Regions from separate parts of the Homo sapiens genome. Here all the other regions are linked to region 1. Evidence: chromatin contacts called from ENCODE Hi-C or POLR2A ChIA-PET data. All regions are on one chromosome and are shown on one strand. Each heading gives the region's core, a stretch centred on a gene start or an enhancer-like site at or near the end of the contact. The rest is flanking DNA. Distances are from core to core; before and after follow the strand shown. Region 1 holds the start of SLC44A1 (solute carrier family 44 member 1). Region 2 holds the start of DNAJC25-GNG10 (DNAJC25-GNG10 readthrough). Region 3 holds the start of STX17 (syntaxin 17). Region 4 holds the start of INVS (inversin).

What was found. Hi-C counts contacts between places; a loop is a spot of excess contacts on that map. ChIA-PET counts read pairs that join two places held with the same protein, here RNA polymerase II (POLR2A). Pooled maps may share reads with other maps.
Region 2: a map of CD8-positive, alpha-beta T cell shows a loop between it and region 1 (18-fold over the local background). The contact joins the promoter of DNAJC25-GNG10 here to the promoter of SLC44A1 in region 1. A Hi-C loop is called at or near these places in 4 of 168 maps with a recorded cell type or tissue (CD4-positive, alpha-beta memory T cell, CD8-positive, alpha-beta T cell, naive thymus-derived CD4-positive, alpha-beta T cell and 1 more) and 8 of 50 pooled maps.
Region 3: a loop to region 1 is called in a map of CD8-positive, alpha-beta T cell, with 9 times the contacts of the local background. The contact joins the promoter of STX17 here to the promoter of SLC44A1 in region 1. A Hi-C loop is called at or near these places in 2 of 168 maps with a recorded cell type or tissue (CD4-positive, alpha-beta memory T cell and CD8-positive, alpha-beta T cell) and 5 of 50 pooled maps. POLR2A ChIA-PET finds 5 or more read pairs at or near these places in 1 of 52 experiments (HEK293).
Region 4: a map of CD8-positive, alpha-beta T cell shows a loop between it and region 1 (9-fold over the local background). The contact joins the promoter of INVS here to the promoter of SLC44A1 in region 1. A Hi-C loop is called at or near these places in 2 of 168 maps with a recorded cell type or tissue (CD4-positive, alpha-beta T cell and CD8-positive, alpha-beta T cell) and 9 of 50 pooled maps.

Annotation. Positions count from the first base shown.
Region 1 is chr9:105,240,806-105,248,260 of GRCh38, forward strand. It overlaps SLC44A1 (solute carrier family 44 member 1), which reads left to right and starts at 3,846. Exons shown (of 16, transcript NM_080546.5): 1 at 3,846-4,099. The coding sequence starts at 4,064. It overlaps LOC112268038 (a long non-coding RNA gene), which reads right to left and starts at 4,788. Exons shown (of 3, transcript XR_002956866.2): 1 at 4,214-4,788. RefSeq lists enhancers at 3,488-4,392, 4,393-5,296 and silencers at 3,619-4,218, 4,229-4,368, 4,709-4,788.
Region 2 is chr9:111,627,920-111,635,374 of GRCh38, forward strand. DNAJC25-GNG10 (DNAJC25-GNG10 readthrough) reads left to right here and starts at 3,415. Exons shown (of 3, transcript NM_004125.4): 1 at 3,415-3,824. The coding sequence starts at 3,489. DNAJC25 (DnaJ heat shock protein family (Hsp40) member C25) reads left to right here and starts at 3,415. Exons shown (of 4, transcript NM_001015882.3): 1 at 3,415-3,824. The coding sequence starts at 3,489. It overlaps LOC107987116 (a long non-coding RNA gene), which reads right to left and starts at 3,284. Exons shown (of 2, transcript XR_001746897.2): 1 at 3,121-3,284. RefSeq lists enhancers at 3,279-3,368, 4,099-4,148, 7,128-7,272, a silencer at 3,459-3,748 and a cis regulatory region at 7,194-7,205.
Region 3 is chr9:99,903,491-99,910,945 of GRCh38, forward strand. It overlaps STX17 (syntaxin 17), which reads left to right and starts at 3,164. Exons shown (of 8, transcript NM_017919.3): 1 at 3,164-3,216. It overlaps STX17-DT (STX17 divergent transcript), which reads right to left and starts at 3,111. Exons shown (of 3, transcript NR_038853.1): 1 at 3,064-3,111. RefSeq lists a silencer at 2,903-3,302 and an enhancer at 3,463-3,702.
Region 4 is chr9:100,095,564-100,103,018 of GRCh38, forward strand. INVS (inversin) reads left to right here and starts at 3,680. Exons shown (of 17, transcript NM_014425.5): 1 at 3,680-3,853. ERP44 (endoplasmic reticulum protein 44) reads right to left here and starts at 3,437. Exons shown (of 12, transcript NM_015051.3): 1 at 3,221-3,437. The coding sequence starts at 3,277. It also overlaps the pseudogene RN7SL75P. RefSeq lists enhancers at 3,284-3,353, 3,364-3,503 and a silencer at 3,744-3,953.

The DNA of each region.
Region 1 (7,455 bases), core at 2,596-5,095:
AAATAAATAGATTTCCCTACTTTACAAATTTCTTCTTTCCTTCTCAAATTAATACTCATCACCCTGCTTCCATTTCCTCTCCTTCCTCATCCCAGCATCCCAAAATGAAAAACCAACACTAATTTTATGTTGGAAACAGCTCAAATCCCTGAGAACTGATGCATGAGCACAGGCTACTTAATCAAAATCGAACATGCTTAGCTCATAGAAAGCAGTCAATATAAAAATTATTAAATGAATTGAATGACTACAATGTTTAAAAAAGTCATTCAGAAAAGTAGTAGGAGGAAGATACACCCCTCTAAACACAAGTTTATAACAAGCATTTTAAAGAGAATTCATACATTGTTTGATCTTGCAACAAAAATCCAAGTGAAACCACAAATAAAAGCCAGAGTTATTAATAAATATTGGAGGAACATCAACTTACAAGTGTGACCAGAAACAAAGTTGCAGAGCTAAGGACTTAAGAATTGCCAGTCTTGCTGAATACAATGTTGTCTTTTTCTGTTGCATGCCTGAGTTAGGGAAAGCTCTCTTCAGGTAAAGTGGATTTCTAACTTCTGGTTTAACTGGGAGGCTGAGATACATTTCTACCTTCTCAAATAGAGACTGCTCTTGCCTCTCTGGCAATGAATGAACAGTTACAGCCCTTGGTTACAATTAGTTTTGGCTTTTGGAGCATCTCCCTGGGGTGATATGTGAATGCTCAGGAGGAAGAGGTTGTGAGGCAAATCTGGAAGCTAGGGCTCTGCTGAAGCAAATAAGCTCTTGTGGGATGTGACTGTGAGCACAGTATGTGCTAAAATGTAAATAACACAGCCACAGCACCAAATGCCACGGTTTTTAAATTAAGAGGACTATTCTGAGCAGTTATAGACATATACATGTAGAGACGCATTTGTATTTCTGTTACCCCAAAACCTGAAATCATGTGAACAAGAAGTCAGGCTTCATAAAAATCATTGGAAAGACCATTAATTCAATGTTTTCCCTCAGTGAGTGACCAGCACCAAGACCTCCACCTGAAGCTGGAACCCTTGGAATTCACACAGCCAATTATGCAATACCAGACCACTGGGAAGCATTTCTGGCTGGCTCAGCTGGTGATCCGATTTTACCCTGCAGCACCAAGATTGATAGACCTTATAATTTTATCCTGGTTAGCGCAGATGGTTTTTACATAAGTTTCTAAAAACCTCCTTTCTCCCAAAAGAAAAAGAAAAACAACCTAAGCCCCTACGAAGGGGCTTGCCCTGGTAACATCTCACCATAGTAGATAAGTACCCTGATCACTGGCTTAAGAAAAAAAAAATCCCTTTTGTGATTTCTGAGTTTGCTGTGGTTTAATTTCATTGAATGCTGTGTGTACTTGTTTATAAGAGTGAAAAGGAATAGTAATTTGCCCCTCTCTAAATCACTCCTTTTACGAGGCTTTTTTTGGGCATGAGGGGGATGGGAAAGAGACTCATTCTTAGAAGGTACAGCATATCAATGCAAGAGCTGTTAGTTTCCCTCATGCTAATGACGAAGTATAATTTTGAAACATCAGATTCATATGCATATATGGTGCATACATACATAATTGGTGTATTTACAAAGCACCTTGCAGAATCTTAGAACTCTTAGTTCTATTAACACTTAAAGGGAAAACCAGAGTGCAGATCAGTCAAGCACAACGGACTGTAGTTGCTTTCAATTATATTCACCCATTATCTATGTCTAGGAAAGAGATCTCTAAAAAAGCAAAATACATTTTATGAAGCACTGCCACAGTCTGTTACGCATTTATCTCCTTCTACAGTTCCAATTACAGAATAAGCACTAGCTACTACACGGAACGGCAGCACTAGCCAAAAAGATTTTTCTAATCTGAGAGAAATGCTCCCATATTGACTCTGCAAAGAGAAACAACTCCCCTTTCCTTGACTATAAAGAAGGAAGACAGATGGCTTCTTGTTTAGGACTGTAGTTTTACTTTCAGCCTCCTCCCCGAGTTAAAAACAAGATGTACTTTTCTGGCTTTGAGGGAAAATCTCAAGGGAATGTTTTTTATTCTTGGCTGCACTGAATAATTCAACAAACATTTGAGAGAGCTGAGGGAGATACAAAGGAGAAAATACTTTTCCTTGTTCTCAGGGAGTTTACAATCTAATTCTGGAGTTTACAACCAGAATTGGGACTAGAACCATTAGTTTTATGTCTTCACTTGTATTTATTGGTTTAATGGTTATGGGAAACACATGTAGGATTCGCCAGCTCCGTGGTATGGTGGACCCTCTGATTAACCTGAAAGGAAACTAGAAAGAATGCAGAAGAATTCAAGATCTCAATCAGTTGAGTACTTGCTGACCTAGCAGCACTTTCTTATGTTATTTAATCTTGACCACAAGCCTTTGCAGTCATCCCTGCTACCAGCATTTCACAGAAGCGGACAATGAGATTTGGAGAGATAACTCGTCCACAGTCACGAACTCAGGAAATGGCATAGGAAAACATCAATTAGGAATTCTTCTTCCCTGGCCCTTTCTGTAGCTGTCCCCTTACAGGCTACCATTCCAACTTTCCTTGGCTTAGATTCCCTTTCAGTGCATGTAAAGTCAATTTAATTCTGTGTTCTTTTCTTCCCTCTATACTTTAACTAATCTTTAAAACTTGATGTCTCATATTTGGTGAATCAGTCCTTTTGGAAGTCTCACTCCCTTGCAGCTTTGCAAATAAAGTTTTTCTTTTCTTTCCTGTGGCTGTCTTTTGAGACATTCTTTGACAAGATGAAATGACATATGAAGGCTATAACAGTGCCTGATAATGTGGGGTTTTTTTTAACATCATTATCTTTAGTTTTATTTCTTTCACTTTTTAACTGTTTTCACCTCATACTGTATTTCCTAACGACTCGTTTGGAATTGTAAATTTCTTGAAGGTAGTTACCACGTCTACTCTAACTTGTTGCTACTTCCTTGAGTCTTACTGATTTAGCAACAGGAACTTGGTAAGTCTCTTTTGCTCGCCTCTTTATTCCCAGTACTAGTCACTGGAACGTAGTGTGTCTTCAGTAAGTATTTTTAATATGAATAAATTAATGTCCCCTTATTGTTTTTTGTAGACTATCCTGTATAAGAAAGTTTAGCTTAGATCCAGTATGGCTTTGACTTGCGAGCCTGGATAACTTTTTGCCTTTTCCTCATTTCTGGCTATTTATTACCATTTCAACCTTGGGAACATTTCATTAGGTTCTTGGTCCCTTTCAAGCCTCAGTTTCCACATCAGCAAAATGGGGACAGTAGCAACAGATGCTTGTTTCTTCCCGTCTTCTTATCACCTATTCCTTCTCCAGGAAAGGTTTCTTGTGTACGCTTTCCTCTGGAGAAAAAAAACAGCCGACGGGGCGGTAAGAAGCCATCAGGATCCTGAGTTGTGCGTCCAGTAGGGAGAGGGAGAAGTCCCGCTTGCCTCCTAGATCCGGAAGCAATCCGGCCCCTTTTTGGCAGCGAGTTGGCCCGGTCTTTGGCTGCCTCAGACCGCGTTGCCCTCCAGCCTCGAGGCAGAGAGCTGCCTCGGTGCCACAGCTAAATAAGCCCGGCGCCGCGCAGCCTCTGACACGCGCGGAAGGGCCCGGCCTTGTTCTGGCTGCCGCCGCCCTGCCACCAGCACGGCGCTGCACTGGGGGCGGGGAGTCTGATGGGAGACGCGCGCGGCGCTGAGGAGGCGGCGGCCCGGGAGAGGGAGCGGGAGAGGGACTGGGCGCGGGAGGCGGGAGGCGGGGGGACAGAGGGAGGCGCCGCCGCCGCCGCCGCCCGCCCCTTTCCGCTGGGGAGCAGCTGCTGCAGCAGGAGCAGAGCAGGAGACGCGTAGCCGCCGTCGCCGCCGCCGGGGGATGTGGCCGGCGCCTGCCTCTAGCCGCGCCGCCTCTTGAGTACCAGCCGCCGCTGCAGCCGCCGCCGCCGCCTAGCCGTGCGGTGCCAGGCCGCGCCCTCCCCGGGCGCCCGCCGGCTCGCATGCCGAGGGGCTCCGGGGCGTAGCTGCGCGCCCGGCGCCGCCTCCGGGCTCCTTCGGCCCCGCCATGGGCTGCTGCAGCTCCGCCTCCTCCGCCGCGCAGGTGAGGGGCTCCCGCCTCCCGGCCGCCCGCCCGGATGCCTCCCGTGCGCCGCGTCGCGCGGCGGGCGCCCGCCGCCCGATACCTCTCGCTGTCCCCAGCCTCCCCTGAGCGCACCGTGCAGTCCAAAGACCCCCACTCCGCCTTTCCGTCCGCCGGGTCCCGCCGATGCCCGTGCGCTGGCTCCGCGGCTGCCGACTCAAAGGCGCCTCTGCGCGGCGCCTAGTGCGCCCTCAGCTCTTCCCGGCCCCTTCCCCAGTCGGCCCCCTCCTCCCAGTCACACCTGAGCTGCCCGTCCCGCCCGCCTGCAGGTAGAGGCTGCACTGGCGCCTCCTCTGCCCCAGGTGGCATCCCCTTCCCTGTTCTTCCGGGCCTGGCTCCTCTCTTCCACCTCCGTGGAGTCTCCCCGCCATCCGCCGCCCGTTTTCTGTGCTCCTCGCAGGTGTACCCCCAGCAAGAGCTCTTCACCTCTCCCACCGAATTCCAGTTTCTGCTTCATTAGATATTCTGTCCCTTTTCTCTTGCCCGCTGCCCCCTGGCTGGGTTCAGATGGTTTCAGCGGGTCCCGGAGCCCTTCCACGGCCCGCTCCGCAGACCTCGCTTGCTCGCTTGCACCCCATCCCCCCTTAGTGCCGTGACCCGGGCCCCGCGGCCTCCCCGCACTCGGAGGCCCCTGCGGGAGCGCCGACTCTGGGCTGGGAAGGAGATTGGGCACCTGGTGGGTGACGGGAGCGCTACGGAAACTCCCTCTTTGTTGCCAGTGTAACAGGAGGAAGAGGTTCCGAATTTAGTTTTTCTGTGGGCACTGGCTGAATGTTGTCGCTGAGGGCTGAGATGCAGAGATTTCTCTCAGCTTCTACCCTGCCCCCATCCAAATTTCGCCAACCTCCTTCTCTCGGATCCGAGCCCTTAACCTGGGTGGAAATGTTTAGACAACTGTACGAGGATCAAATGTAATAGAACTCGACTACTGGCCACTAATAACTGAGAGGACCTGTTTGTAAATTACCTAATTTAGTGGATTAGCGAGTGTATTTACAAATACTATAAAAAGCAATCAGGAATACTGCATCAAACTGTCTTGTGGTGGTGTATGAAAAATAGGCTCTGACAACGCCTGGGATGTAATCTCACAGTTTCATTAGCGTAGTTTCATTAACTGTGGTCTGTGATTTGTTTGTTTTAGGGGGCAGAAAAGGGCTCTTGTTTTTAGAAATAAAGGATGGTTGGTTCTTGGTGAAGAAAAACGCTAGTTTGGGGGGAAAAAATTCCTCCAGAAAGCTAGCATCTGTGATAATGCCAGAAGTGTTTTTGCTGCTGCTAAATGACTATATATAACTCAGTTTTAAATAACCTGCATACTTGTTCTGAAAATCTGAGATCTGTTAGAGAGAAAATGACTAGAATTGCAGATGAATGGGGGACATTTGTGTTTTATTAGGTATCCATCCTATCATCCTATTCCTCCAGTCTTTTTTTTTTTTTTTTGAGTGTTTGCTTACCCGTTAGCTTTTTTTTTTCCTGCTAGCATTATAGTCAGGCTTTTTGGTGTAGTTAAAGATTCCTATTCAGTTATAATAGCAAAGTAAAACTATACGTAGAGGTGTTAGGAAGGAGAGGCTTGGTATATCAGAGTTTTCATATTAACATATAAAGGTGTAGAATTGCACATAACTTTCAACTGGTTAGGAATTTGTGGGGGTCTAGTTGGGTGCTCTTTAATATTTACTTAAGTATAATTTTCACCAAAAAGGTGTTTTTCAGATTGCCTTTCTTTTCAGAATTGAGTTAATTTACATTCCCTTTTGGTGGTGAAATGCCTTTAAGACAGAAAAGTATTGATAGTTTATGGATAGCTTGTTCAGTGCATGAACAGTTAAATTTGGGAGGGATGGGTGCTGCATCAGAACTCTGCTTTAAAACCGATAGTGGGTCTTGCATTTGTCTAGCTCCACGTCATACTTTTCAGAATGCTATCGTATACGTTTTCTTTTCTTTTACCTCCTCTCACTGTAGAACATGCCTTGTTCCACAGATAAGATGCATGTCATGCACCCAAGGGGTGCATTTTTTTCCTGTGGATTCCTATAACCAATCAACAGCTGTCACATGCTTTTAAGTTCAGCTTTAGGGACTTGTAGTGTTCAGTGGAGCATTGAGGAGCAGGTTTTGTGCCAAAGAGCTGGTGATTTTTTTTTTTTTTTCTTATTTGAGATTTTTGGCATCCTTCTTCATTTGTGAAATGTTACTAATCGGCTGGTATTTTAACTCTCCTTTCAGGAGCATTACCAGTTTTAGAATACTGTTGTTCCTATATGTGTTTTTAAACAAAATAGGGTTGCAACTCCACATCTTCTCCAGCCTCTCTTAGGGGTCTCAAAAGTATTTTCTTCTTTTTTTTGTTTTTCTTCAGACGGGGTTTCGCTTTTGTTGCCCAGGCTGCTGGAGTGCAGTGGTGCGATCTCAGCTCACTGCAACCTCCGCCTCCTGGGTTCGAGCGATTTTCCTGCCTCAGCTTCCCAAGTAGCTGGGATTATAGGTATGCACCAGCTCATCTGGCTAATTTTGTATTTTTGGTAGAGACAGGGTTTTGCCATGTTGGTCAGGCTGGTCTCGAACTCCTGACCTCGGGTGATCTACCCACCTCGGCCTCCCAAAGTGCTGGTATTACAGACATGAGCCACCGCTCCCTATCAGGGGTCTCAAATGTATTTTCACTCAGAATATGTTTGTTTCATGCCTTCTACTGGATTGTAAGCTTCTTGAGCACAGGAACTGTTTTTGTTTTCCTTATTTGTGTATCTACTGCAGTGCCTCACTGTACCTTGTACTTAATAGTTGCTCAGCAGTAGTCACTGGAGGGAATATGTAGACATATATTTGAACCTCTGGCTGGCAAGTGGCATCGAATGTGAATCTAGACCTGACCCATCTACTGTTTGTAAATTCTATGGGCTGGTTGATTAATTTTGCCAAGCTGTCCTCTTCTAAACTCAAACCTGGACTGTTTAAGTTAAAATTTACCTGCCTTTTCTATATCCCTTCCTGTTCTTTCAGTGGTACCATCAGCTTGCAAAATTGTTCAAGGTTTTCCTTTGCTCCTGATGACCTGCTTAATGTGTATGTTTTAGTTGGAGCAGTGGCTACAACATCTTAAAAGAGCTTGTCTGCAAACTCTAATGATAACCTACACAACACATGAAAACAGTGTGCTTTGAGGTAATCTGCAGTTCAGTTTAGCTTTTCTCAGCAGTATCTTCAGCAACTTTAAAGCTCTGGCAGGTTTTATCAATGTAAATAAAGTGCATTTTCTTTTTGTAGCAGGGCTTCACTTTTGAAATATAATTTATTTTCCCTTA
Region 2 (7,455 bases), core at 2,165-4,664, 6.4 Mb after region 1:
CGATCTTCTTCATTTTATTTTATTGTGGTCACAACACTTAACATGAGATCTACCCTCCGAACACATTTATTTTTTTTCTTTTCTATGGCTGAAATAGAACTCGTTGTTGTTGTTTGAGACAGTGTTTTGCTCTGTCGCGGAGGCTGGAGTTCCCTGGTGCAAACTTAGCTCACTGCAACCTCCACCTCTCGGGTTCAAGTGATTCTCCCACCTCAGCCTTTCGGATAGCTGGGATTACAGGCGCCCACCACCACGCCCAGCTAATTTTTGTATTTTTAGTGGAGATGGGGTTTCACCATGTTGGCCAGGCTGGTCTCGAACTCCTGACCTCAAGTGATCTGCCTGCCTCGGCCTCCCAAAGTGCTGGGAGTTGTTTTGAGACCAGGTCTCACTTTGTCACCCAAGCTGGAGTGCAGTGGCCTAATCATATCTCTGCAGCTTCAAACTCCCAGGATTAAGCAATCCTCCCACCTCGGCCTCCCAAGCAGTTGGGACTACAGGTGCAAGCCAGTGCACCCAGTAAATTTTAAAATTTATTGTAGAAGCCGGGCGCGGTGGCTCATGCCTGTAATCCCAGCAGGCACATCCATTCAAACCATAGCACTCAGGGGTTTGAACTCTAATCTAATCTGAGGGGAAAGTTGAGTAAAAGTTACATCGCCAAATTTGCAATATGGGAAATTTCCTCTATCTGAAGGCAGCGTGGGAACTTCTTCAATTTGGGAAGAAGAGCCCTGAACAAGTAGCAGTGAGCATCTATAAGAGGAGCTTGCATGGAGGAAATGGACTGGGTAAGCTGCATATCTGAAAGGCCTCACGGGAGGCAAGGGTCAATGAGAATCCTCAAAGGTTTCAAATTTGGAAACGACATGATCCAATGTGGAGATGGTTGGCATCTACAACACAACATGTTTCAAGCAAATGCCCCATTCTACTCCATAAGTCTACTTTACTTCTGTGTTCCCTGTTTCCAGAGTGGTACCTGGTTGCCCAAACTGGGAACCTGGGCATTATCATGACTCACTCATCTCCTTCACTCTTCCAGAGCCAACGACTAAATACTGTCCATTTTGCTGCATAAATATATTTTAACTTTTTTCTATTTCTTTTCCTTTCCCAGAGCCACTACCTAGAAATAGACCTGTAGCATCTGTTACTTGGACTTTTTTTTTTTTTTTTCCTTTGAGACAGAGTCTTGCTCTGTCGCCCAGGCTGGAGTGCAATGGTGTGATCTCGGCTCACTGCAACCTCTGCCTCCTGGGTTCAAGCAATTCTCCCAGGCTCAGCCTCCTGAGTAGCTGGGATTACAGGTGCCTGCCACCATGCCTGGCTAATTTTTGTGTTTTTAGTAGAGATGGGGTTTCACCATGTTGGCTAGGCTGGTCTTGAACTCCTGACCTCAGATGATCCACCCACTTCGGCCTCCCAAAGTGCTGGGATTACAGGCTACTTGGACTCATAACTGTCTCCTAATGGTCTTCCTGATACATCCCAACTCATTTTCCCAGGCAGAGTAATGGTTCTGAAATGTCAATCCGAAGGTGTCACTTTTTGCTCAAAGACCCCATATTGGCCTTTCCATTGCTCTTAAGATAAGGAACAACTTCTTTGACATGGGATAAAATGACCCTTTGCAACTTGGCTTTCTCCAGTTTCATCTCCTACACTCCTTACCTCTACTCCTAGTCATATAGGTTGTCTTTCATTTTTTGAAAAGCTTTATTATTATTTTTTTCTTGCCCATGGCTCGTTTCTCTTCTTGGTACTTATTTCACACTCCCTTGTCCCCAAACTCCTCTCTAATTCACATCCTTCAAGCCATTCTCTATTCGTCCTCCAAAGTCAGTTTAGCTGTCAGCTCCTACTGGAATTGATGCTTGTAATTGATCCCGATCCTAATAATTTCAGGAGACCCTCCCATGTGTTTCCATTCATTTTATCTTTCTCATTATATATATATATAAGCATATATATAAGCCATATATAAGCATATATAAACATATATGAGATACAAATGTAAATAAGCATATATGATACACAAAATTGTTATTATATATATAACTTTTGTATCTCATTACATATACATGTATCTCTCTCATTACATATATAACTGTATATGTTGCTATATAGTCCCATGCAATATTTAGTGGGCTGAGGTGAAAAATAGACACATATATGTTATATATGTAATGACAGAGACATATATGTGTAATGAGATTATATATATTATATATGTAATGAGGGAGATATATGTAATGAGAGATATATATTTATTCAATGAGAAATACAAAATTATAATGTATATTCATTATGTATTATAAGTATATAATGCTATGTATCAGTATTTGATTTCACTTTATTAAAAGAGTTGATTATATCTGAACGTTTATTTATTTGTTACTGACTGTCATCCTCCATCAGAATATATGCTCTCTGAAGTTGAGCTTCTTGTTTACTTTGCTCACCACTGTATCCCCAGTGCCTAAGTAACAGTGCCCGGCTCAGAGTAGAGACTCAATAAACATTTACCAGATGAATGATAGAAACAGATTTTTTGAGGCAAAGTTTTTCATGTTGCCATATAGTCCCATGCAATATTTTGGACATACTTATACTAAAAAATTATTATCTGAAATTCAAATGTAGGCCGGGCACGGTGGCTCACGCCTGTAATCCTAGCATTTTGGAAGGATCGCTTGATCCTTCCAGCAGGTTGTCCCGGGAACGCGCAGCCCAAGGTGGACGCACAGACCCGCGTACAGAGATTTTTTATTGTCATGACTGGGGGTGGTGGCACTACTGGCATTTAGTGTGGAGAGGCCAGATATGCTGCTAAACATCTTACAATGCAAAGGGCAGCCCCTCAAAGGCAAAGAATTATCTGGTCTAAAATGTCAATAGCGTGGAGGCTGAGAAAAACTGAACTAGATGGCTATGAACTTTCAGGGTCCCTACCTAGTACACAGGCAGCGCCTAGAATTGCTAAGTTCATCTTCCGTTTGGAAAGGCAGCATGGGGTTAGTGAGAGGAAGGCGCCCGGGGCTGGTGGCTGGCTTTAAAGGCCTACGTGCAAATCTTCTTGACGCTGATAACGGGATGCGAGAGAGCCAGGTAGGTTACCTATTGCAGCAGGTCAAGTGATGATGTCGAAAAGGATGCGTGTGCCGGACACTGTGGAAGGTAAAGCGCTCCGCACAGCCCGCCTAAGTGCGCCCGGGACAGAGCCATCCCCCAGGTGCTACCAAACAAATCCTCCAGCTGCTGGTACGGGGAAGGTGTTCAGTGACACACCGGAAGCAGCCTAGTGGCTGAGGCGTCCTTCTCCCTACCAACGGGTTGCGAAGGAAGTAGTTGCTGTAGCCGCGCCCTGTGCGCCTGCGCGGAGGCGTCGGCTGCTGACGTGTAGCTGGGGCCAGACGGGACTAGCCGGGCGCGCGGCTGAGTGCTGCAGAATCGCTGGGGTGGCAGAGCCGCCAGCGAGGCTGGGGATGGGGGCGCCGCTGCTCTCTCCCGGCTGGGGAGCCGGGGCTGCCGGCCGGCGCTGGTGGATGCTGCTGGCGCCCCTGCTGCCGGCGCTGCTGCTGGTGCGGCCCGCGGGGGCCCTGGTGGAGGGGCTCTACTGCGGCACGCGGGACTGCTACGAGGTGCTGGGCGTGAGCCGCTCGGCGGGCAAGGCGGAGATCGCGCGGGCCTACCGCCAGCTGGCCCGGCGCTACCACCCTGACCGCTACCGGCCCCAGCCCGGAGACGAGGGCCCCGGGCGGACGCCGCAGAGCGCCGAGGAGGCTTTCCTGCTGGTGGCAACCGCCTACGAGACACTCAAGGTGAGGCCTGCGGGCGTGGAGGGGCTTCGAAGACTGGCCGCGGGAAGCCCACGGCGCCTTCCGACCCCGGTCCGCGGAGCGTGGGCCTCTGTGACCCCGAAACTGAGCACAGCCACCACCGCGACCTTTAAGATACTCACGTTTCCCACGTGGCCCTGTGAAAGAGCCGAGTCGGCCCCACGGGGCCTTGGGGGGCACAGCTAGCCTCCTTGCCCTCTTCCTTTTTGTGACATTGTTATGCAAAACTTTGGCCATCTTACGATTTCGTGAAAATATTTTAATAACGTGCATTTCACATTCGAAAAGCAGGGTGATCATTATTAGTAGGATCTGGGGTAGCCCACAACAGGGAAAGTCTCGAATATCAAGTGACAACTGTGATCGCATCAGTTTGATATGACAGAAAATTGGTTTCTGGAAATAGTGTTAATGGTGACGCTTAGTTTGGGTTTAAGGAACTAAGAAAACACTGAGAAGAACAATGAACACCAGTCAAAAGGCTGGATGTGAGTCTTTGCTGTGACACCCCTGTATGACCTTGGATAGTGACTTATTATGTTGAAATAGCTGTTTCTTCATATGCAAAATTAAGGCCATGATACCTCCTCTCAGAGTTATTATGGGGATTAAATGATAAGTGTGCGAACCGCCCCCCTTTCCATAGGATCCATAAATAGGTGCTTAATGACTTGGGTACAAAACTCTGAGAATTTCTAGTAGGAAATATTTTGTGAATATGTATTTGTATTTCATTTGACAGGTTTTATTGAGTCTTGTGGGGATGAGAGATTTAGCCCGATGCTGTTTTCTTCTACTACTGCAAAAAATCAAACCATCTAGGACATCACGAAGTATAAATCGTACTTGATGGTGGTATTACTGCTTGAAGGGCCCCATCATACTAATGCGTCAGCGATTGTAGTTGTAAAGTATTTCTTTTCTAGCCTTTTTTTTTTTTTCCCGAGGCAAAATTTTCTATGTTGCCAGGTAGCCTGCTTTTAATGATTGTACTTTGAGTGGATATAATTTTACCTTGGATTGTTCCTCCAGATTGTTTTTCCAGAGCTGAAAATAGTCAAGGAGCTAACAACTTTATTGATGCCTTCCAGAGCAGTTTGGATAATTTGGAGTCATAAAATGAGTGGTGGAGGGGCGGGCCCTGAACTAGGTAAACTAGGTGAATTGAACTAGGTAAAATTTAATTTACCTAGTTCATTAAATTCTCACTAGCGTTAGTGAGATTGTAATTTTTATTGGCAGTTAACTGAGGGATGGCTGGGGAACTGGGAAAGTGCTGAGGCCCCAAAGGGCTTTGTTGCCGATTATGTAAAAAGTGATGGAAAAAAGACTCCAGAAAAAATAGGAAAGAACTCTCCATCCAAGGCACTTCAGCATATGAAGCTCCAACCTCTGTTCCTTGTAGTCAGCCAGAAGCCCTGCTGGTGCGTGAGGGAGCCCTGGACCAGTGTGTGAAATCATAATGGGATTTACTAGGGATAGTAAAATTGATAGGATTAGGGATGTTAATCATGTTAATTTGTTTCAGGCGCGAGATGGTAATAAGGTTGTGGTGCTTGAATTTAGGTTGAGTGTCAGGAATGCAGTAGTTGTTAGGATGATATAGATAATTAGGTTAAAGATAGTGATATTTGGATTGTATATCAGTTATCCCATTATGATTTCACACACTGCTTTATAAACTAAGACCATGCAATAGTATTTAGTGTGTTTGACTTTTGGGGATTTAGGGAGTTTATGGACTTTGGAAGTTAAACAAGTGGACGCTTACCCTCTGTGTCAACCCATCTTCTGGAAGATGGAGAACTTCCAGAAGAGAGGGCAGCAGAAACACTGCCAGCTGTTGCCTTCTGCTGGGCTTTGTAGGAGTGGAGATGAGTAGTTTTGGCATGAGAATGGTGAGCATGTTGGTAAGAACTTTGAAAACAAGTGCCATGATTAGAGGGTAGAAATAGTGATGGTAGAGATTCCTGCTGGGAGGGCCACCAGGAGAGACTGATCAGTGCCCCCATCCCGGAACTGATCTGATGAATCTATATGGTTGCCTCTAAAGGTTTCTACCCCTAAAGTTTACCACTCATTGTCAGCTAATGAAAAGCTAGATAAAATAAGTGATCCACTCAAGATCAAGGAACGTTTAGGCAGTTAAAGACCAGTATGTCTGGAGTAGGTAACACTTGTACTCTTGACTCTGACGGGTTTGTGATAGCTACAAATATCTTGGAACAGGGGAGTGGAAGTGGAGTTGTACTGGTGGAGGAGGGAATGAGGGGAGTGTTCTGTAGCTCCCCCAGAACGCCCACTGTCTTACTGTGGAAATTATCTGTGAGACAAAAGGGATGTCTGGAGATATTTTGGACCCTGGAAAATCAGACCCAGCAGAACTCTTTGAAAACTTGCATTTTAAATTTATGGAGATGAACATATATTCATCTTCCAAGTGGAGCACCTCCAAGAACTATTTACCTCATTGAAGATGCTCTCTCTTGGAATAAGGATAAGGACTTTGACTTGCTGTCTGTGGGAGCAATTATTACAGGGTGGTCTGCTTTAACTTCTGTCATAACGGAGAATTGTGAGGAAGTTGCCAAAGAATATGTTTTCTGGGTAATGCAAGGTTTTAATGAACTGAGGTCATCCAATTTGGAGGGCTTCAGCCTTGCACATTATCCGTTGAGGCAATGGAGATGTAATGGCTGTTTGTTTGGATTGTATCCTCCGGCTGTAAAAAGGGTTTGTGAAGGATAAAAGGTCCAGGTGGCGTTTGCTAAGAGCAGGTCAGATAGAATAGTGGGAGAAGCTGAGTTCCAGTGGCTCTGGAATAAAAACGGGATGCAGAAGCCTGTATCTGAATGTTGATAATAAATGCATCACCAAAATGGAAACTATAATTATGTAAAACATCAGTGGATTTATGATTCTGAGGTGGTTTTGGTCAAATAAATGCCCTTTTGAGGGGGTTTTGTTTTTTTTTTTAGGTGGTGGTGGTTAAAAAATAAGTACACTAACATGACTTAAATACAGTTGGTAAGACAAGAAGATATGACATTTGATCATCACTATTTTAGCAAAAAGATTTTACCTGTGCATGGAGAAATGGAGGAAAACCAAAAAAAAAGAAGTGTGGGTAATAATGGAAGGCAAAGGCACTGGCCTCATGCTTTCACCAAGTCATGCTTAGTTCAGATTCCCAAATAAATTACAGTTCCAGATCTCAGCAAAACTTCAAACCATTATGATTTCACACACTGCTTTATAAACTAAGACCATGCAGTTGTATTTAGTGTGTTTGACTTTTGGGGATTTAGGGAGTTTATGGACTTTGGAAGTTAAACAAGTGGACACTTACCCTCTGTGTCAACATTGGATCTCATGAGGTAGAATAATCTGGTCCCACTTACATGTTTTTAAAGTGGCTATAGCACTTATCACACTGCATTTAAGTACTGAGTAGGTCTCTCTTTCCTACTAAACCATGCTCCTCATTTTTTGTGCGTATATCCATAGCACCTAGCACAGTGTCTGGCACATCAGAGCATTAATGTTATAAAAACTCTTATCTGGAGGCATTCAGATAGAATGGAAATGGAAAGTGGATTTCTGGCATTTTGAC
Region 3 (7,455 bases), core at 1,914-4,413, 5.3 Mb before region 1:
ACTCTAGTCTGGGTGACAAAGCAAGATTCTATCTCAAAACAAAACACGAAGGAAGGAAGGAAGGGAGGGAAGGAAATAAGAAAGGAAAGGAAAAGGAAGGAAGGAAATAAGAAAGGAAAGGAAAAAAGGGAAGGAAGGAAGGAAATAAGAAAGGAAAGGAAAAGAAAGGGAAGGAAGGGAAGGAAGGAAGGAAAAAAGAAAGAAAAGAAAGAAAAACAAGAAAGAAAGAAAAAGAAAGAGAAAAATCATAATGGGATTTTGATAAATTTTTAAGTTAGTTTGGTGGAAATGGACAACTTTACAATATTGACTGTATTACTTTTCCACATAGTCAAGTCTTTACTTGTATCTTATATGGAAATATGGAAGTCAGGTTAAAGTATAAATACTGTTACGTAAGATTTGAGTCTTACTCCTGTTATGTAGTATATGAGACTTGGACCTTGGTCAAGTTACTCTCTAAGCCTCAATTTCCTAGTTTGTATGAAGGGGGTGATTGTAATACCTACTTCATGGGTTGTCATCAGTATTAAATAACATATTGCATGTAAAGCGCCTAACCAAGTGCTTTACACATCACATGCAATCAAATAAAAAGCTACTTCTTCCCCCCTCCCTTTTTACATGGCTTTATTTAGGTATAATTCACATACAATAAGCACTTATACATAAACATATTTACAGTGTACAATTTGGTAAGTTTTGACATATATATACGTCCATGCAGCTATTACCACAATCAAGATAATGAACATTTCTATCACTCCCAAAGTTTCCTTATGCCCCTTTGTGATCCTTCCTTCCACCCCTATCCCTCATCTAGCTATTATTCTCAATTCTTCAAATAGGTCTTGTAATTCCTTATAAACACAAACTTGATTTTTGTCATTTTTGAATGTAATCTTCCTCCCAGTACATTTCAATTTTTTTTTTTTTTTTTTTTTTTGAGACAGGGTGTCAGTCTTTTCTGCAGGCTGGAGTGCAGGCTGGTGGGATCATAGTTCATTCCAGCCTCAAACTCCTGGGCTCAACTGATCCTCCTGTTTCAGCCTCCTGAGTAGCTGGGATTATAGGTACATGCCACCATACCCAGCTACGTTTTTTTTGTTTTTTTTAGAAATGGGGTCTCACTATTTTGCCCAGGTTGGTCTTGAATTTCTAGCCTCAAGCAATCCTCCCTCATTGGCCTCCCAAAGTGCTGAGATTATAGGCATGAGCCATCACGCCCAGTCTTCTTCTCATTACATTTTAAAATTGATGATTGTTGTTTAGGAGAGGTATTTTATAGCCATCTTATTGAATTAGTTTCAGTTTATTCCATGGATTTTCCAAGAAAGCAATCAATCATAACACCCTAAGAATTTTTTTTAATTTTCTTTCCAACATATACACTTAATGTTTTGTTTGGACTTGCTGGGTTCAGTTAGGACTTCAGGAAAATGTCGGCCAGTAGTAGCAGGCCTGCCCCTAACAACTTGATGACCTAGAGTACACAAAAGAGGTCCACACACCATATGTTTGAATATTTAAAGATTATAAATCAAGCTAACCAACAGTTAGATTAAAAGGTTTTGGTCGGGCATGGTGGCTCACACCTGTAATCCCAGTACTTTGGGAGGCCGAGGCGGGCGGATCACGAGGTCAGGAGATCAAGACCATCCTGGCTAACATGGTGAAACTCTGTCTCTATTAAAAATACAAAAAATTAGCCGGGCATGTTGGCACACGCCTGTAGTCCCAGCTACTCAGGAGGCTGACACAGGATAATCGCTTGAATCTGGGAGGTGGAGGTTGCAGTGAGCTGAGATCATGCCACTGCACTCCAGCCTGGGCGAAAGAGCAAGACTCTGTCTAAAAAAAAAAAAAAAAAAAAAATGTTTATCCTACTACTTTGACACACCTAACTTACAGCAAACATACATATAACAACTTAGAAGTCCAGGTCCAAATTTAGAATCTTTGAGTACCACACCTCCTGATTTTGTACCTGAGGAAGCTTTTTCAGAACTTAACACAAATGATCTTTTATTTCAAAAGATCTTATTTCACTGATCCTTGCATAAAAAACATTTTCTCACAGTATTGCCTAATACTTTAATTTTTCTCCTTAGAATCAAAATTTGATAAATACATTCTGGAGCTCATTGTAAAACAAATATCAGTATACATTATGTCCCCAAAGAAAATCCAAATTGCTTGGTAGATTTGGTGCTTTGTTTTAGAAATTGTCTTTCAAGGCTTTTTAAAGGATCTACAGGCCCCTAATCTTCCCTGTTTACCTCCTACTCTACTGGAAGACCCTAAGAACTCAGTTTCCTTAACTGTGGTTTGAACATCCTGATCACTTCTGAGACAATGCCATTAGTGAATACATTCTAAGCACGTCATCTGAATATTCACAGACATCTTTTTAAAAGGGCTGGATCTGGAAGTTAGGCCATGAAGAGAGGAGGACCTGTGACTTGGACAAGGCTTCAAAGCCGGCCACCTGCTTGTTCATGTGGTTGCAGCTGGTCTAACTGGAATAACTTGGGAAGGAAATTAGGACACCCAGTTGGAGTTCCAGCTCTGCCATAAGCTGGCTGAACTGGAGTGAGTCACTTAAAACTCTTTGTTAAACCCCAGAGTCATAATCTATAAAATCGGGATAAAGACGTTTGCCTTAAGCCCTCCACCAGTTTTTGGAGGAAACCACAATTTGCTGAGCTTTAATTTTTACACCTGTTGCAATTAAGATGGCACTCCTGCCCTGTCCACTTCACAGGGCTTTTGGGGACGGGATGGGGAGGCACCACCTTTCTGAGCTTCAGTTTCAAAACAGAGCTAAGAATACATGCCCAACCCGCAAATAAAATTCTAGGAAGAACAGAGGAAAACGGACAGGAAAACTGCGAAATGCAGTCGGCCATACAAGCATGAATTGTCTTAAACACAACAAGCAGACCTAAAGAGCGTTTGTGCGTCTCTCTCCTCTTGGCTCGAGTCACAACCCCATAACGTAAATCAATATCACTTTTGAAAAAGGCTTTCGCTGTTCTCAGCAGCGTCCGCATTTGTACTCACCTGTGCGCCCCCAGCGCCCGGCCTGGGGGCCCTGCGGGGCGGGGGCGGGGGCGGGGGCGGGGCCCAACCCTGCCCACCCCTCGTGATGCCCCGCCCCGTCGCTCCTGCGCCTGCGCCGTGCCCACCGACCGGCCTCGAGCGCCCCGGCGGGAGGTAAGGGGCTCTCTGGAGGCCGCCTTTGGGGGCGTCGGGCCCTCACAGGCTTGGTGGGCCTGGCGCCCGTGTGGCGCGCGCAAGAGGCGCTGGGCGGCAAGTAGGGCATTGGATCCGAAGTGCGAGCGCCATGGTGGCTCCTCCTGTTTTTCAGAAGTGGCGGAGCCTCGCTTGGTTTCGTTTTTGGAAGCTTTATTGGAAGCTGGTATAGGGAGGCCGCAGACGATGCGAGCAGGACGGCCTCCCGGGGTCGCGGGGTGGAAAAGTTTCCGGCGCGCGTCCTGTCTCTGGCGCGCTGTAGGCCCCGGGTCGCCAGGGTCGCTGGCGTCTGGGTCCCGGGACAGACCCGCGCATCCGTTCGCTGGTGGGGGCGTTTGGTGTGTGTGGCCCAGGTGTGCTGTGGGTGACACTGCGAGGAATGACGCGACGCTCGATGGTAGTGAGGCTCGGAGGACTGGGAGCGAGAGGCCGGAAGCCCCTGCTCGCCAAACCCAGAGGTGGTTGGCAGAAGGTCCCACACCTTGGCTCCCTCCTTTTAGCTAACCGAGGTTCAGAGAGGAGACTTTACTTTGACTTTTCTCTCCAAATTCGGTATCTCTTCCATAAGTCAGAAACATTAAGCGGCGGGCCGGAAGAAATCGGGCGCCACTAGTATCCTGAAAAGTGGGAGCTCTGGGCCGATGGAAGGTGTTCGTCACTTTTGGGGGCTGGGTTTCCTGAGAAATGGGGTCTTTCACTTATTAATAACCTCCTAAGTAACTTACTGGGAAACATGAGTATTATGGTACCCATCTCATATTAGTTGTAAGCACTACATGATAAAGTTTGTAAAGCACCTGGCACAGTCCTGGCACCCCTCTCTCCAAGTATTAATGCAGTGAATACGATGGCAGTTCTTTGACTTCTAAATGTTTTTACCTGTCTTACGTGAAACATCCTCTTATACTAAAAAACTTTTTTATTTTGAAATAATTTTAAAATTACAGAAAAGTTTCAAAAGTAATACAGAGTTCCCTATTGCCTCCATTAATAATTTTTTACATACCATAGCGCAATTATCAAAAGCAAGAAGTTAATATTAGTATAATACTATTAACTGAATTACTAACTTGTGATTTTTTTTCCTGTATTAATGTCCTTTTTCTATTCTAGGATCCACTCTAAGACCCGACATTGCAGTTAGTTGTCTTGGGTCCTTGGTCTCCTCCAGTCTGTGACAGTTCCTCTGTCTTTTCCTGTCTTTACACTGATAGTCTTTTTCTGTCTTTATACTCTTTCTGATCTTTACACTTTTGAAGAATGCTGGTCAGTTATTTTGTAGAGTGCCCCTCAAATGGGGTTTGTCCAGTGTTCTCTCATGATTAGATTAAGGTTATACATTTTTGTTAAGAACACAAAAGTGTGTGTGCCCTTCTCAGTTCATCATATGAGCATAGCTGATATATATGACTTATTGCTCGTGAGGTTAATCTTGATCACTTGGTAGAGAGTGTCTGCTGGGATTCTCCAATGTAAAGGTCTTATTTTTCTCCTTATAATTGACATCTTGGGGGGGAGCTTTTAAACCGTACGCATATCCTGTTTCTCCTCAGACTTTCCCTTGCTAAATTTCACATCCATTGGTGGATCTTGCCTTCAGCAATTATTATGACTATGGTGTTCTAATGATGATTTTCTACTTTCCTCATTTCTTTATTAATTGAAATTATTCTGTAAGGATGAGCTGCCCATTTCCCATTTGTTTATTTGTATTCCGTTATTTATTTGTATCCATGTGGACTTAGATGTTTTTCTATTGGTTGTTATCCTACACTTGTGTTATTTTATGTTTGAAATTGTTCCAGCTTTGATCATTGGGAGTTTTCTTTCAGGTTGCTTTCTGTAGCTTTTCAGCATGCTTCCATCCTTTTTTTTCTTTTTTGGAACTTCCTAATTTTCTGGTACCATAGGATGCCCCAGGCTCATCTTGTGTTTTCTGTGCCTCAGCCCTGATAGTCAGCCACTTCTCCAACGACCCGTAGTTTCTTTTTTTGGAGAATAGTATTTAAACACAAAGATCTGTGCTCTAGGGATGCTCATTGCTACTGGGGTAACATTGCTTCCAGGGCCCCACAGAAGACACCAGTCTATACATATGCATACCCATGCATACACAAAGATCTATGTTTATTTCTGTATTTGTCTATCCATATACTTTTTAAAAACAAAAGTTCATCCCAGTAGCTTTGCTTCTAGTCTAACACCACAGGGTTCATTCTAGTTTTGTCCCTTATTTTTAACTTTTTATCTGACAGTGAGAAATCTGACTCTTGGCATTCTACAAAATATTTTCTTATTTCTTCAGTCCTAGTATACACATAAAGTAATTTCAGGATTTCTGACCTATGTTCCTGTGAGAAACACATTTACTAAATAGAGTACAGTGTAGTTCTTTTTGTCTCTAGGCTTATAGTATTCAGTTAAAATATTGTTTTCTAAAGTGGCTTAGATAATTTTTCTTCCTCACTTCTTTCAGTGTGGTTATGCTATTCGTTTATAATACAGTTTATGTTTTTATAGTTTATATTCCATTTTGGAGGGAAAGAGTCTAAAGGTAGACTAATTGAAGCTCCATTATCATGGCTATGCATATTGTGCTATTTGACTAGAGTGATAGGATTAGCAATTGTATAGAAGGGACGTGTGAAGAAATATTTTAGTTCAGGCAGCATCTATTGAACAACAGGTGTGTTCAAAAAACATTTTGATAGGAATGATGGTAGATATAAAGATAATCTCTTTGTGGTATAGAAGAAAAGAAAAGAGGCAGTGTGATAGATTGGGAAATGTTAATGTTAGACAAATAATTGATACATTTAACATGTAATAGCCTTTTATGAGTTAATAAGAGAAAGACATCCCCTGTAGTAAAAACAGATGCATATGACATGAACAGGCAATTCATGAAAGAAGAAATGCAATGAGTACAAAAAAATAGTGATAGAGGATGAATAAAATATAGTACTTGATAGCCGAACAGGGTGACTATAATAATTCAATTGTATATTTAAAAATAACTAAAAGAGTATAACTGGATTGTTTGCAACACAAAGAATAAATGCTTGAGGTGATGGATACCTCATTTACCCTAATGTGATTATTACACATTGTATGCCTGTATCAAAATAACTCAAATATCCCATAAATATATACCTACTACTAATATATACCCACAAAAATTAAAAATTAAAAAAAGAAGAAATGCAGCTGGGCATGGTGCCTCACACTTGTAATCCTAGCACTTTGGGAGGCCGAGGCAGGTGGATCACCTGAGGTCGGGAGTTCGAGACCAGCCTGGCCAACATGGTGAAACCCCGTCTCTACTAAAAATACAAAAATTAGCTGGGCGTGGTGGCACGTGCCTGTAATCCCAGCTACTTGGGAGGCTGAGGCAGGAGAGTCACTTGAACCTAAGGGGCGGAGGTTGCAGTGAGCTGAGATCGCACCACTTCACTCCAGCCTGGGCAAAAGAGTGAGACTCCGTCTCAAAACAAAAAAAAAGAAAAAAAAAAAAGAAATGCAAATGGCTGATAAATCCACCCTGTTAGTAATTTAAGGAATGCAAAGTAAAGCAATAATGAGACATCATTTTTTTCACCAATGACATGTCTAAGAATGATAATACTAAGTATATTGCTTGGAATATGGATAAATGGACATTGTGTTATGTTTCTGGTAGGAACATAATAGGCATAACCTTTTGTGGGATATGGCTATATATATGTTTTAAAAACCTTGAAAAATCTGTCTACCTAATAATTCTATTTCTAGATATTTATTTTTTATTTTTATGTTACTTTTTTCAATTAATACACAATAATTTTACATATTTATAGGATACATGTGATGTTTTGATACATACATACAATGTGTAATGATCAAATCAGGGTATTTGGGATATATATCATGTCAAACATTTATTATTTCTTTGTGTTAGGAGCACTTCAGATCTTCTAGCTATTTTGAAATATGCAATAAATTATTGTTAACTATAGCTACCTCACTGTGTTATTAAACATGAATAATGTATTCCTTCTATCTAACTGTATGTTTGTACCCATTAATCAACTTCTCTTCACCCCTCCTGCCCCTTCCCATCACTCTACTCTCTACCTCCAGGAGATCAACTTTTTTCCCCCTTTTTATTTAGAAATGGAGGTCTCATTATATTGCCCAGGCTGGCTTCTAATTTCTGGGCTC
Region 4 (7,455 bases), core at 2,430-4,929, 5.1 Mb before region 1:
ATTCTTACCTTTTAGAGGGACATACTTTAGTATGTCACCTGGGAAATTTTTTTTTAAAACTAATTTCTGGGGCTCACAGATATAACTGACCTGGTATTGGGCCCCGATATCATTTTATTAAAACTGCCACAGATGATTCTAATGAGCAGCCAGGCTTTGTAAACTATTGATCTAGGGTAAGTTAAATCAACAAAATAAATAAAACCTCACCTAGGTATTAATCAAACTGCATGCCTCCAAAAGTACTCTTCCTGAAGACTGGAATCTACATATATTATTAACATTAAAGGATAAAACTGACATCTCTGAATTCTACTGTGCTTATTTTTAAGGTACTTGTAACGATTAAATAAATGTTTACTTAGCTCTCAAATTTACATAGCTACCTAAACTAAGCAAACTTTTCTTGACTACCTATACATATTGAACAAACCGAGAACAACAATGGCAAAACCCTTAAGTGTTCACATGCGGGACAATTACGACTAGTAACAATTATGATCTATAAACATACTTATCAAGAGATTAATGAGAACACATCTTCAATAAAACAAATGGACTGCAGTGCTACAAATCTGAACTACAGAAGAGGTTACCTAGGGTGCATGAGACAACTTCTTTCCAATTTAGTCTTATTTCTCTTATCTCGCCTTTTCAAAACTTGTACACAACCAGTGCAGGAAAAACAGGCAAGATTTCTATCCCCCTTACTGATCATTTTCCCAGCGGAAAACCCTGAATAAACCCACCTTAGATAGGAAGATAAGCAGAAAAGGGCTAATTAAATCTATCTATCTAAATATATGTAAATAAAAATCTATATAGACGCAAATAAATATATATATAAAAGATATATATACATATAAAAGCTCAGGAAAAAAAGTTATCACATTGAGCTTTTGTGTTTAGTTACCCATCCAGAAAGGCTTTGTGGCAGAGTGATATATTCCAAAATGCTTTGAGATCAGGGAAAAGATAGCTACTTGCCTCCAGAAGTTTGGGATTATGTTTCAACTGTTATCTTATATGAACACCACTAAATTTGAACAGGTCTAGTTCTTTAGGGTTGAGGTACAAAGTGCCTGAAGAAAATTATCATAGTAAGAGAATATACAGCTTTTTAGAGGAGGCCATTTAAGGAAAAAATGATGACCTCAGCTAAATGGGAACTTGGCTTTTCTTTATCTGTATGTAAGAAGGAATAAACTTGAGGTCTGAGAGAGAAAGTTGGAAGAGTAGGAAAAAAGTACACGGGGGAACAAAGAGGACAAATTATTAGACAGCGAGAATACTGAGTAAGTAGGTTCCATCAGTAGGAGAGAATTACCAGTTAAGTAAGCAACTCAAAGTTGCGATTAGACAGGATAGATGTTTTATAAATATTTGCTAACTAGCATATGAGTATTAAAACTAGGTAAACACTGTATTCCAATTAAATCTAGTTTGACTTGTAATTCTAGTTTAAACCTTTTCTGGGGCTTTTTCAGCCTTTTCATATCTACAGGTATTCTCTAACATATTTTCCAGATTTTTATGCCTTTACATTTGCTTAGAAAGATAATTATACAAAATGCTTAGATTTTAGTTAAATCTAGATTCTATTTGGGAAAAAACTCATATTTAACAAGATTAGGTTTTTCTATAAAAAGCATGAGTTATTCCAAAATAAATTATTTCTTCTTCATAACTTAGCTTTACAACCAAACCATACCATTTGAGGAAAGTGCATCTGATATAGTTTGCCTGTTCAGTGTCTCAACTTTTCTTTACAATATCTTAAGATTTTTGCCCTTTTTTTTTGATTTCCTAAAAGTGCACACAATTCATAACTCAAGCCATTTTGTGGATAAGATTAGTATCCAGTCTTCTTAAGGAGAGAGTGGTCTCTAATAATGGTATTATTCTAACACTTCTAGAAGGAAAAATGTATCACAGTGTATAATGAAATCACCAAGAAACAACACTATACAGAATATTTTCCTCGATACAGAAGTCATTCACTGTTGTATACTTATAAGAAGTGGCAATAAGACACTCTATCATTTAATATTACAATGTTTATACACAACTTTTTGTTCTCAAAAGTACTTTGACATGCCATTTAGTTTTTTACAGTGCTTTTTCCGAAAAGGTCCAAGTGACAAAAGAAAAGAAAGAACTATTTCAAACACAAATATTAAACATTTAATGGGATATGGCGGAATAAGCACTGGAAGTCAAGAGACTTGTTTCTAATCCCAGCTCTGCCTGTAACTAGCTGTGTGACTTCATATGCGTCACTAAATCGTTTCTTAAATTGTAAAGAAAGTAGTTCTTAATGTTTAAATCTGAATTTCTAAAAATCTACTACAATTAAGGTACTTTCAAATATTACATTATAATTAACAGCCCAATTAAATATAAGCCATTTTGCCATACGTGTTTAGTCCTTCGCTTTTGTCTCAATTTGACCTGAAGCCTGGATCAATTAGTCTGCACACTCAAGACGTACTCTGGGGCAAGAGGGACTAGGGAAAGATTCTTTTAAGATGGGATGATGCTGAGCAGGTTAGGCAGTTAGGAATGAATGCATATTCAAATAAGGCGCAATGAAGAAGAAATCTGCTTCCATGGGGAAATACGTTGCAATAAGATTTGAGGGAGGCCTTGAGCTGAGATTGTCAGGTAACCACACCTTCCACCCTTCAAACTCTATTCTCCCAGTGGAATCCAAACCAGTCTCCAGTTCCGGGTTCCCAACCAATCGCATCAAGCCACAACAGAGGGATCTGCCAACCCGGGCACCGCTTCAGGGATCTAGACCCAGTGAGAGTCACACAACCCCAGCACCTGTCGACCTCACACTCTTCCCAAATGGAGAGGGTGGGAAGGAACGCTAGGTCTATGCTTGGTCTTTTCCGATTCAAGCTACCACCAGGTCCACTAGCCCTCGAAACCGAAACCCCCGGACTTCGGGGAGAAGGGGAAGCTCCTACGCCGTGACTACGTATCAGTCCCTCAGGGCTAATTCTCCCATTCTCCCCCGACACTGGTTTCTCAGGCCTCGGGGACTCCGCGCCTGGAAGCCGACAGGCGAGAGTGAGGGCAGCGGGGGAGGGTGCACTCCAAAACACTGCAGGAAAAGACGGAAAAGCAGGGGCAGGAGTAGCAGTGTTCCCCCTGGGCGAGGGCCGGAGGCCGTTCGTGCGTTTGTCGATGGGTCTGTCATTCCCTCACTCACCAGGAGCAGAAGGGAGCATCTGAGGTCGGGTAAGGATAGGAAGACGGCAGGATGCATGGTAACGCTGGGGTCCGTGACAGGGACAGGCGCTGGCGGCTGGGACTGGGCTAGGTTGGGTTGGGTTAGGAAAGGGCTGGGCTCCGGGAGCCGACGGCAGCGGAGGATTCTCCAGGCAGCGGCACCTCGTCCTCTCGACCCGGGCTCCAGCGGCGAACACCCGGGACAACTTCCAGAGAGGCCTCTCACACCCTCACTTCCGGGTCCTGCCCACCTCGGTGCACTTCGGGAAATGTAGTCCTGCACTAGCCTCACCCCGCACGTCGTCCGTCATCTAGAACTTCCTTTCCCATTGGGCTCTCGGCCCCGGTCCACTGAGTCCTCTGCGCGCGGGGTCCTGTGGGATAGAAGGGCGGAGGGCGGGTGTACGCGGTGCTTCAGAGGATGGGAACTACAATTCCCAGAAGGATGTGCGGCCGAAAGCCTCGGGCGGCCTTTTGAGGGGCTCGGCTAGCTTCAGCGCCGTGGGGTCTGACCTGGCTGGATATAGTGTACCGGCCCGGCAGGAGGGGCGGCCCGGTCCGGGTTGCGCCTCCTGGAGCCGCCCCCGGGACGTCAGTCCTGGAGGAGGCGAGGGTGAGTAGGAGGGGGCCTGGCTGGGGAGGCTCAGATCATTCGGTCCGCACCGCCTTGGCCCCTGCTGCAGACTCACGGCCTTCCTGGCCTAGGCTGTGGCCTGAGCCTCCATCATTGGCCTCCTCGCCCGCTGCCTCTTCTTTCTGCTCTAATTCCTGCATTATAAAGTCAGAGCCACCACTCGGGGCCTCAGTTGAATGAGTCAATGACTTATCCCTGATTGTCTCTGAGGGCTCCTGTAAGGAGTAGATGTGGTACGGGATGGGATAGCACGTCGTAAACTGGAAAACTGTGTGAGTGATTGCTGCTAAGGCGTGGATCGCTCCTCCAGTATAATTACGAAATTCCCTAGCAAAGCAGTCGAGGATCCTAACTTGGCCCCAGGTAGCTCTGCGGCTTCTTCTGCAAACACTCAGTGAGGTCCAGGAGCCCACGCGATCTCTGCTTAGTACCCAGGAGGCACACTGTGCTTTTGTGGTTCTCCCTGCTCCCGCCTTTGCTTCAGCTTTCCTGCTGCCTGGAATGGCCTTACCCGTTCTCTCTCTGGAATGCTATCTTAAATGTCACCATCTCTGAGAACTTCCCGAACAACCAACCCTTTAGTCCTAATCAGAATTACTCTTCCTATGAGTGTGACTGCAGTACCTCTAGTTTTGTACGGTTATAATTATTAGAGCATTTATTACACGGGCTTGTTGTATAATTAGGCAAGGATGATGACACCTTTGCATTTTATAGCACTTTATCAAAGTGGTTTTGACTTTTTTCTATAAAAAATGATTTATTTTCTTAAAGGGGCAAAAAATACATTTTTTCTTAAGAAAAAAAAAGAGCCCTGCATAATGGCTTTCTCAGGGTGACAAAATTAGACAGTGATAGAGCCAATACTCTTACCAAGGCGGCCTAACTCCTAGACTAGTGCTCCTATCTCTTGTCCACGCCCCTGACAGAGCCCAAAGATAGTTGAAATGGGAAATTTTAAAAGAGCAGAGACTTGTAAGTATGAACTCATTATTCAAGAAATTAAACTTTGATCCTGCTCACTTTTTGGACTTAGCACTCAGCCTGTGACCTTTCATCCAACAAACATCTACTGAGTACTGGCTATATACCTGTTACTGTGCTAAGTGCTAAGAATTATGAAGTAAAAAGTATATATATATAATATATATAATATATGTACATATAATATATATAATATATGTATATATAATATATATATTATATATGTATATATAATATATATATTATATATGTACATATAATATATATATTATATATGTACATATAATATATATATTATATGTACATATAATATATATATTATATGTACATATAATATATATAATATATGTATATATAATATATATTATATATATAATATATGTATATATAATATATATAATATATGTATATATAATATATATATAATATATGTATATATAATATATATATTATATATGTATATATAATATATATTATATATGTATATATATTATATGTATATATATAATATATATAATATATATACATATATATTATATATATAATATATATTATATATATAATATATATGTATATATAATATATATATTATATGTATATATATTATATATATTATATATGTGTATATATAATTTATATATGTATAATATATACACACACACACATATATATAAAACAGAGATCACATTTTTAGTGTATTTTTCAAAGGGTATAAAGAACTTTTTTTGTGGTTCTGATGTGCCTAAAACTCTGATCACTTAGAATGAAAAATGACAGGTCTTAGAGTTTAGAACAGTGCCTAGCACATAGTTGTCACTCAGCTTGTTGAATGAACGAATGTGAACATGGTCTAACCTTATTATTTTTTGCATTTTACAGAAACCTAGAAAGCTGACATAGCCTGAGGACACACTGCTGATTATAAATACAACTGGGCCTAGAACCCAAGTGCAGTTACTCCCCTCCCATGTTTTCACCTCCACCTCTATTTTGTAGCTTCTCTCAAATAACCTTAATATAATCCTGGATATGACAGTAGTTCTTCTGACATGACTGTTAGACTCAGACATGACTGAAGTGTCTCACAACACCCTCTTCCTCCATATTTTCTGCCAGTCCTTAACTCAAATTGTCAGCAAAATAAAGACGTAAGGAGCTGTGCTTTACCATAATTAAGAAAGTATTAATATGTTCTCTCAAGGGCAGAATTTGAACCAATAATCCTTGTCGATGACAAGACAAATACCAGCTCATCCGTTATAAATTTATCTTAGAAAACTCTCAGATCCCCAGGAGTAACAGCGATTGGCGTGACCTGCTTTTTGGTGAAATCAGAAAAGGACTTGCCTACCCTCATGGCAGCAATTAACTGGAGCTGATTAACAGCTGCTCCCTTTAGATAAGTACATATGCTTGAGTTTACCGTGATTCTGTGACTCCCTACGTTTCTAACAGTTGTTACCTCTCTGGTCCTTGTAGGCATTCAGCTTTGGAACTTTGATAAAGCAGCTTAAGGGTTTAGGAAGGATGTTTAAGATCACTGATGCAACTATTCATCTTTCCTTCCCATCAGGTGTTTGAATTGTTGCTGCATTTCTCCAGCCTCTGCTTTCTTAAACACTCTTGTGATAGGGATCTCACTATCTTCCTATGCGGCTGATACTTATTTTTTATTTTATTTTATTTTTTTTGAGACAGGGTCTCCCTCTGTGCCCAGGCTGGAGTGCAGTGGCATGATCTTGGCTCACTGCAACCTCCATCCACCTCCCAAATTCAAGCAATTCTCCCACCTCAGCCTCCTGAGTAGCTAGGATTACAGGTGTGTGCCACCACAGCCCAGCTAATTTTTGTGTTTTTAGTAGGGACGGGGTTTCACCATATTGGTCAGGCTGGTCTCTCAAACTCCTGTCATATGTTTTTAAAAGGTTCTTACAAGCTCCATGAGACTACCGGTCAGAACAAAATTGTCCTTATTGAAATATGGTTCATTTTAGTGATACGATGTTCCAAGTAAGATCTTATGGTTAAGACCTCTATCTAGGTATATTTTCCTGGTGGACCAAGGAGAGAACAAATAAAAATTTCACTTTTTGTGAGAATGACGGCAAGACCTAGATACCTTTTAATTTAGTATTTAGCCAGGTGTGATGGCACATGCCTGAAGTCCCAGCTATTCAGGTGGCTGAGGAGGGAGGATCGCTTAACTCAGGAGTTTCAGGCTGTAGTGCGCTATGCCATTCAGGTGTCCACTTTAAGTTTGGCATCAATATGGTGATCTCCCAGGAGTAGAAGACCACCAGGCTGCCTAAGAAGGAATGAACTGGTCCACGTCAAAACTCCTATGCTGATCGTAGTGGGATTGCACCTATGAATAGCCACTGCCCTCCAGCCTAGGTAACATAGCAAGATCCCATCTCTTTAAAAATAGTTTTTTAACTAATTTTTTTTTCAGATGGAGTCTTACTCTGTTGCCCAGGCTGGAGTGCAGTGGTGCGATCTCAGCTCACTGCAACCTCCACCTCCCAGGTTCAAGCAATTCTCCTGCCTCAGCCTCCTGCATAGTTGGGATTATGGGCACGCGCCACCACGCCCAGCTA